Linked DNA regions of Homo sapiens: region 1 is linked to region 2. Evidence: read pairs that join two places in POLR2A ChIA-PET (ENCODE). Cell type or tissue: GM12878. All regions are shown on one strand. Each heading gives the region's core, and the rest is flanking DNA. Links, peaks and the distances in the headings are about the cores only. Region 1 overlaps MAP3K19 (mitogen-activated protein kinase kinase kinase 19). Region 2 overlaps R3HDM1 (R3H domain containing 1).

Evidence for each region. ChIA-PET counts read pairs that join two places held together with the same protein. Peaks named below come from ENCODE experiments on the same cell type or tissue, not always from the same donor. Only the 100,000 strongest peaks of a DNase experiment are listed, where the experiment ranks them.
Region 1: POLR2A ChIA-PET joins it to region 2 with 8 read pairs; 3 of 35 experiments call an interaction of 5 or more read pairs at or near these places.

Annotation. Positions count from the first base shown.
Region 1 is chr2:135,017,135-135,021,475 of GRCh38, reverse strand. All of the region lies in intron 5 of MAP3K19 (mitogen-activated protein kinase kinase kinase 19), which reads left to right. Among named protein-coding and RNA genes, the nearest start is that of MAP3K19, 28 kb to the left of the region's middle. In GM12878, for the core only: no CTCF peak of the experiment used is centred there; no DNase peak of the experiment used is centred there.
Region 2 is chr2:135,686,038-135,690,436 of GRCh38, reverse strand. The region is part of intron 21 of R3HDM1 (R3H domain containing 1); the gene reads right to left. Among named protein-coding and RNA genes, the nearest start is that of MIR128-1, 23 kb to the right of the region's middle. In GM12878, for the core only: no CTCF peak of the experiment used is centred there; a DNase peak (open chromatin) is centred at 2,277; H3K4me3 peaks cover 775 bases; H3K27ac peaks cover 2,372 bases.

The sequences.
Region 1 (4,341 bases), core at 1-4,000, 670 kb after region 2:
GTATGTGTGTGTGTCTTAGTCAGTTCTGGCTGCTATAACAAAGTACCATAGATTGGGTAGCTTATAAACAGAAATTTATTTCTTACAGTCCTGGAAGTCTGAGATCAGGGTGCCAGCAGGTTTGAGTCTGGTGAGGGCTGTCTTCTGGACTGCAGATTGCCAACCTCTCATATGCTCACTTGATGGACAGAGAGCTAGCTAGTGCTCTGGGGTCCCTTTTATAAGAGGCACTAATCCCATCATGAGGACTCTACTTTCATAATCTACCTCCCAAAGGCCCTACCTCCTACTTGCCATCACATTGGTAGTTAAGATTTCAACATATAAATTTTGGTGGGACACAAATATTCAGTTCTTTACTCTGGGTGAGCGTGCCTGTGTGTGTGTGTCTATGTGTCTCCAGTACCACAGAATATTGTTTCAGCTGAATCCATACTAAATAATCAAATGTACCTTCCTTTTTATGTACATTAATATTGAAAAGGAAGTCTAGGCTAGCCGTGGTGGTCCACACCTTGTATTAGTCCATTTCACACTGCTATAGATACTACCTGAGACTGGGTAATTTATAAACAAAAGAGGTTTAATTGACTCAGAGTTCCACATGGCTGGGGAGGCCCCAGGAAACTTACAATCATGGTGGGAGGCAAAGGGGAAGCAGGCACATCTTCACAAGGTGGTAGGAGAGACAGAGAGAGTGCAGGGGAAACTGCCACTTTTAAAACCATCAGATCTTGTGAGAACTCCCCCACTATCACAAGAACAGTATGGGGGAAACCGCCCCCATGATCCAATCACCTTCTACAAAGTCCCTCCCTTGACATGTGGGGATTACAATTCAAGATTAGATTTGCTGGGGAACACAGAGCCAAATCATATCACACCTGTAATTCCAGCAGTTTGTGAGGCTGAAGATCTGTTGAGGCCAGGAGTTCTGGACTGGCATGGGTAACAAAAAGAGACCTCATCTCTACTAAAAATAAAAAAAATTAGCTGGTCATGATGGCACACGCCTGTAGTCGCAGCTACTTGGGAGGCTGAGGTGGAAGAATCACTTGAGCCCAGGAGTTTCAGGCCTCAGTGAGCTATGATTGCACCAGTGAACTCTAGCCTGGGTGACAGAGCAAGACCCTGTCTCAATTTTTTAAAAAAGAAAGAGACAGGCACGGTGGCTCACGCCAGTAATCCCAGCACTTTGGGAGGCCAAGGCAGGTGGATCGCCTGAGGTCAGGAGTTCAAGACCAACCTGGCCAACACGGTGAAAGCCCATCTCTACTAAAAATACAAAAAATTAGCCAGGCTTGGTGGTGGGCACCTGTAATCCCAGCTACTCAGGAGGCTGAGGCAGGAGGATCGCTTGAACCAGGGAGGCAGAGGTTGCAGTGAGCCAAGATTGTGCCATTGCACTCCAGCCTGGGCAATAAGAGCGAAACTCCATTTCAAAAAAAAAAGGAAAAGAAAAGGAGATCATTAATCTGATCATATCAAACCCATCACAGGGTACCAAAAAGGAGGTGCCTCCTCGTGGCCCTGGTTATCATTCTGTCTATGATGAATGACTTTACAAAAAGTCCCCTATAGTACAGTAACAGTATTAGTAACAAGCATTGCAGCCCATAGAAAACCGTGGAATGAGACCCAAGATGTACAACAAACTGGCAACAGTGATTGCCTACAGAGAGAGAACTGGAGATGCAATTTGCACTGTTTACTCATTTGTACCTTTTGAATGTTTATAAAAATTAACATATCCCAAATAAAGATCCTACTACTCTATATTTTATTGGTTAAAAAAAAAAGTCCAAAAAATTTTTTATTTATTTTGAGATTGGGTCTCATTCTGTTGCCCAGGCCGAAGTGCCCTGGCATAAACATGGCTCACTGGAGCCTCAATCTCCCAGGCTCAAGCAATCCTCCTACCTCAGCCTCCTGACTAGCTGGGACTGCAGGCACATGCCACCACACCCAGCTAATTTAAAAAATTTTTTGAACTCCTAGCCTCAAGCAATCCTCCTGCCTCGGCCTCCTAAAGTAGTGGGATTACAGGCATGAGCCACCATTGCCATTTTCTAATTGGATTATTTGCTTTCTAACTGATAGGTTTAGAGAAGCCTTTATATATTCTAGGTATATGCTTCATAAAATATTTTCTCCTAGTCAAGAAAATAATTTGACTTTTTTTCATCCTTTTAATGTTTTATTAAAAAGAAGTTTTAAATTTTGATAAAAAACAACATCCATTTTTTTCTTTATGGATCATGATTTTTGTGACTAGGAATTGTTCACCGAAGCCCAGGACACAATTTTATCCTATGCTGTCTTCTAAAAGATTTATAGTTTCACATTTTACATTTAGAGTCATAATCCAATTAGAGCTTTTTTTTTTCTTTTTTTTTGAGATGGAGTCTCACTTCTGTCACCCAGGCTGGAGTGCAGTGGCACGATCTCTGCTCACTGCAACCTCTGCCTCCCAAGCAATTTTCCCGTCTCTGCCTCCTGAGTAGCTGGGATTAAAGGTGCCCACCACCACGCCTGGCTAATTTTTGTATTTTTAGTAGAGATGGGGTTTCACCATGTTGGCCAGGCTAGTCTCGCATTCCTGAGCTCAGGTGATCTGCCTGCCTTGGTTTCCCAAAGTGTTGGGGTTATAAGTGTGAGCCGCCACGCCCAGCGGAATTTGAGTTAATTTTTACAAAGTACAAGGTTTAGGTCGAGGTACGTATTTTTGCCTGTTGTTCCTCTATCATTTGTTGAAAAGACCATACTTCCTCCACTGATTTACTTTCACATCTTTGTAAAAAAAGAAAGAAAGAAAAAGAAAAAGAAAAAAGATCTGGTCCAGGTGCAGTGGCTTATGCCTGTACTCCCAGCACTTTGGGAAGCCAAGACAGTAGGATCACTTTGTGGGGGCAAGAGTTTGAAACCAGCTTGAACAACATAGCAAGAGCTGTCTCTACAAGAACTTTTAAAAATTAGCTGGGCATGGTGGTGTATACCTGTAGTCCTAGCTACTCAGGAGGCTGAGGCAGGATAATTGCTTGAGCCCAGGAAATTGAGGCCTCAGTGAGCCAAGACCATGCCACTATGCTCCAGCCTGGCCAACAAGAGGCCCAATCCCTTAAAAAAATATATATGTTGAGCTTCTTTCTTCAATTAAACTACTATCAATTCTTTTTTTTTTTTTTTTTTTTTTTGCTGTTGTTGCCAAGGCTGCTGGAGTGGAATGGCTCGATCTCGGCTCACCACAACCTCCGCTGCCCGGGTTCAAGTGATTGTCCTAACTCAGCCTCTGGAGTAGCTGGGATTACAGGCATGGGCCACCATGCCCGGCTAATTTTGTATTTTTAGTAGAGACGGGGTTTCTCTATGTTGGTCAGGCTGGTCTTGAACTCTCGACCTGAGGTGATCTGCCTGCCTCGGCCTCCCAGAGTGCTGGGATTACAGGCATGAGCCACCGTACCCGGCCTAAACTACTATCAATTCTAAGATGTGTACTTTGCATTTTAACCTCTTTGAAGTCAGACATCTTAAAATTGTCACTGTCAAATTGGTACCGTTTTGTCATTTTTAGTGGTACATAAAACAACAGTGTAGCTTTTAATCAAGGACATCTTAGATTTAGTGAAACATGGTAGGATACATTGCTAAACCCAAGTCACAATATAAAATGTCAGAAAGTGGATAGAGAAGTGAGAAATGATTTTGCAGCATGGAGAATGGTAAAACCTAATTTCCAGAGAAAGGATATTAATGAGAATCAAGATGATGTACTGCAAAGAACCATGGAAAAGCCCAGGAATTAGAGGCACCAGGTACTGCAGACGTTGGGAGTTAGCATGAGGTTGAAAAACAGGAGGGTTTGGTTGAAAATGTATATAAGGAGCAGAGAGATCCCCAACATTCTACTTCCACTCTGTGTAACTACATCACTACTCCTTCCCCACCCTCACAGAAGGCAGGAAGATTTGGTGGAGGATTATTTGAGCTGGAGGAATTCTGGACTTAGTAACAACATACAAAGTGAAAGATGGGAATCAGGTCTCAACCTGCAGGCTTAAGTCTGAATATTGACAGAGAGATTGCATCCATCCTCCTTCCCCACCTAGCTCCCATATGGCCAGCAGCCCGTTTATACTACTAAGCCAAAAGACTGGAAGATTCTTTTCTGGAGATTTAATAACCCCAGAAAATAAACCTACCGATACTGACATTTTTAAGTTCCCTGAAACACAAGCATTTCACCAGATTAACCCAGCGAAGCCCACCAACAGGTAAATAGCAATATACATAGAGAACTTCTAGTCATATTTTTAGAGTCATATTTTATCTTCCTTAATATGA
Region 2 (4,399 bases), core at 165-4,164:
AGACAAAGTCTTGTACAGCACATCTCTTGAACTTATCTTGCAAAATCAAAATTTTATTTATTACATTTTATTTCTCTAAGCTGTTAGTAACTTCATTTTTAATAACGAGAGAAGTAAAACTTTACCAAAAGATATAGTTCAGATCGACAGACTTATTATCAACAATTATTTCAAAGGATAGCTGAGGCAAACAAAAAACTGAAAATGTCAAACTAGAAGCTTAGGAGAAATAAAATGAATACAAGAGAGGTATCACAAGTAGGACAAAAGGGACACTAGAGAAATACTAGGATACAAAAATGAGGAAAAACAGACTGTGGACAGAAAAAAGGGAAAAAGACTTAAAAGTAGGTTTTCTTTTTCATAATTTCATAAAGATTCTGTGAAACATTTTTTAAAGGTTCTTAAAAAAAGGCTATAGTCTTTTCAAGTTCCTGTCTGTATGCTACCCCTTTGAGAATATAGATCAAAGACAAAGGTATTATCGTTTTGAATTTCAAGATAAAAATAGTGAAAATGAAAGGGAAAATAGGAGAAGAACCGGTAAAAATGAGAGCATTTTGAAGATATCCAACTCACTTGCCCACTTTTGAAGGCTGCTGGTATCAAACTAATTTTCTCTCCACACTAAGGACTGAGAAAAATCTCATGAGTTGTTGTAAAATTAGTGTCCCTGACTAGTACTTTGCTCGCTTAAAGTGACAGTATATGTTGACTTGTATCAGGCTGTGCTCAATCTTCATAATGATAAGTAACAACACAATCCAATCCAAACACAAAGTTGCCTCAGTGAACTGAAAGGATGAGCTGAAAGTAGACATAATAATTCAAATTCTACCTTTCTACACAAGGAACCTCTGTAAGAAAACAATTTTGCTAAGCAACCCAAGCTAAGTAAGACATTTTTCAAAACAAAGACTCACTTTGTGTTCTTATAGGAATCTTATTCCTTATAATCTTGTAATAAAATGAAGGCTACTAGAGTCCATTTAGCATCTAAAACATAGTAAGACTGTATGGATCAAGACCCTGTAACCTAGAGTTTAAGATACACTTTCCATCTAAGATCTAGAAATTTATAAACTTGTTGATATGTAGTAATTTATAGTTTTATGTCAGGATACTGGATTTCAGATGAAAATCTACTAATAAACAGTGATAGACATCATGACTTCTCTGCTAATGTGTAAAGTTTTACTGGGCTATAGCTACTTGTGGACAGCTGAAGGCATGAATAAAAACCAGACTAAAGGGCTGGTTAGTGTAGGCCAGAGGGTTTCAATTCTTGGCTCCCACTAGAATCACCTGGAGGGCATCAAAAAATAATGTTGCTCAGGCTTAAGATCAGGGCCAGACCAATTAAATGAAGATATATAGGGTTGAAATTTCATAGTGTCTACATGTAAAATAAAAACAAATACATATTCTTATCCTTTTTAGAAGGACACTGTGAAGACAAATGAGATTCTAGAAATGTAAAAACTCTGCAGTATTTCTTTTTGAGAAGGAGTCTCGCTCTGTCATCCAGGATGGAGCGCAGTGGTGCCATCTCGGCTCACAGCAACCTCTGCCTCCTGGGTTCAAGTGTTTCTCCTACCTCAGCCTCTTGAGTAGCTGGGATTACAGGTGCCCGCCACCACACCTGGCTAATTTTTGTATTTTTAGTAGAGATGGTGTTTCACCATGTTGGCCAGGCTGGTCCCCAACTCTTGGTCTCAAGTGATCACCCGCCTCGGCCTCCCAAAGTGCTGGGATCACAGCCATGAGCCACCGTCCTTGGCCCTTCGCAGTATTTCTTGATAACAAAACACTATTTGAGGAGTGTTTACCATTTTCCTGACCCTGGGTAACATGATCATGAATTTCTTTGGCTTTCAGTTTCACAACAATGCTGTCCACTATGGTTTTTTAAAAACTTGGTTATCATATTGAGAAGCCAAGAGAAAGGAAAAAAAAAATCCCCCAAAACAGGAAGATAAACTCATTCATCATCTTATGAATCCACCAATCCAGCTGCCTTTCCATCTTTTTCATAACTTTGTCATCTATTTCGGATGTTATTTTAGGACTTTCTAGAGTGGCCTCACATACACATCTGTGAATTTCCTCTTTTTCTGGATGTACTGTATTGTTGATTCGTTAACACTGAACTGATGGCCAGTACCAACTCATGCTTGAACACACAGCAGAGCTTTCTTGTGCTTAGTAACACAAGACAGAAAATCAGCATTGTTTGGGAGCCATTTCAAACAAAAACCCAAAAAGTGTGAACAACGTGGCACTAAATAGACTGAAAAGGACAATTGTTTATAATAGAAGAACTGAAACAGGGAGGCAGCATGTGCCTTGTTTGACCTCAGATGGGAATGTGCTTGCCTGATGATTCAAACTTTTTTGCCACACTGAACGTGTCCACGAATGAAAAAGAAAGTACAATAAGTATCAATTTAGGGGTTACAAATAATTTCAGCAAATAGGCAGATTTGCAAATACAAAGTCTACAAATACTGAGAATCTGCTACACATATTTTTCTTTATGTAACTCTGAAAATTAATGTGATTTATTTTTCATTTCTCAGCTGAGTGTTCTTGTAAAAATGTAGACTTCAAATTCAGTGAGGTAAACAAAAAGATAACTTTTCTTAAACCCAAAAAGGTAGTGTCATTGAAAAGGTATTGGTTTGACGAGCCAGAAAAGAACAATGACGTAGATTCATGTTACACAGAAAACATATTAATCAGGAAAAAAGTCACACTAAAAAAATTCACATCTTACTACATTTAGTCTAATTGGGAGTAAGAGCCAAAATAAAAATATTTGTTGCTTTAAGGATAAACTAATGATTCTCTATGATTTCTTCAAGCTTTCATACTTGCTTTTTGGAGAAGTATTCACTCATTACAATGATCTGGAACAGAGCTCAGAAACAGGTTAAGTGCTAAAGACATGTGAACTATTAAAATGGATGTCACAAATCCTTCAAAGACACCATAACTGTTTTTCTTTTTTTGTTTGTTTTAAACACGAGAGCTACCCTTTTAATAAAATTTCAAGTGTACAACACAATATGACTATAGGCAAAATGTAGTATAGCAGATTTCCAGAGTTCATTCATCTTGCATAAAAGAAATGTTATATCCACTGAAGAGTAACTCTCCACTTCCCCCTCCCTGCAGCCCCTGGCAATGACCATTCTACTCTCTGCTTCTACAAGTTTGACTATTTTATTTTCTGTATTTTTGAGACAGAATTTTGCCCTGTTGCCTAGGCTAGAATGCAGTGGCACTATCTCGGCTCACTGCAACCTCTGCCTCCCAGGTTCAAGTGCTTCTTGTGCCTCAGCCTCCTGAGTAGCTGAGACTACCGGCACCACCATGCCCGGCTAGTTTTTTGTATTTTCAGTAGAGATGAAGTTTCACCATGTTGGCCAGGCTGGTGTACACTCCTGACCTCAGGTGATCCACCTGCCTTGGCCTCCCAAAGTGCTGGGATTACAGGTATGAGCCACTGCGCCCAGCCAAGTTTGACTATTTTAGAGGTCATACTGTGGAATAAGGCAGTATTTGTCCTGTGACTGGCTTATTTTACTCAACATAATGTCCTCAAGGTTCATCAACATTGTTACATATGGCAGGATTTCCATCTTTAAAGGCTAAATAATGTTCCATTACAGTACATATATAACCTTTTTTTCTTTCAGAGAGGGTCTGGCTCTGTCGCCTAAGCTGGAATACAGTGGCGTAATCATGGCTCACTATAGCCTTGACCTCCCAGGTTCAAGTTATCTTCCCACAACTCAGTTTCCTGAGTAGACTAGCTTCACAGGTATTTGTCACTATACCCAGCTACTTTTTAAATTTTTTGTAGAAATGGGGTCTCCCTGTGTTGCTCAGGCTGGTCTCAAACTCCTGGGCTCGAGCCATCCTCATGCCTTGGCCTCAAAAAGTGTTGGGATCACAGGAATGAGCCATACCACATTTTCTTTATCCACTCATCCACCAATTGACATTTAGGTTGTTTCCACATCTTGGCTATTGTGAATAATGCTGCAATGAATATGGAGATGTAAATCTCTCTTCGAGATACTGATTTCAATTCTTCTGCATAAATATCTAGAAGTATTTGGAATTGCTGGATCAAATGATAGTTCTATTTTTATTTTTTTTAGGAACTTCTGTACTGTTTTCTATAGCAGCTACACCATTTTACATTCCCAACAACAGTGTTACAAGGGTTCCCTTTTTTCCACATCCTTATCAATACTTAATAGCTTTTGATTTTTTTGATAACAGCCATTTTAACAGGTGTGAGGTGATATCTCATTACGGTTGTGATTTGCATTCCTCTAATGATTAGTGATATCAAGCATCCTTTCTCTGGCCTGTTTGCCATTTGTAT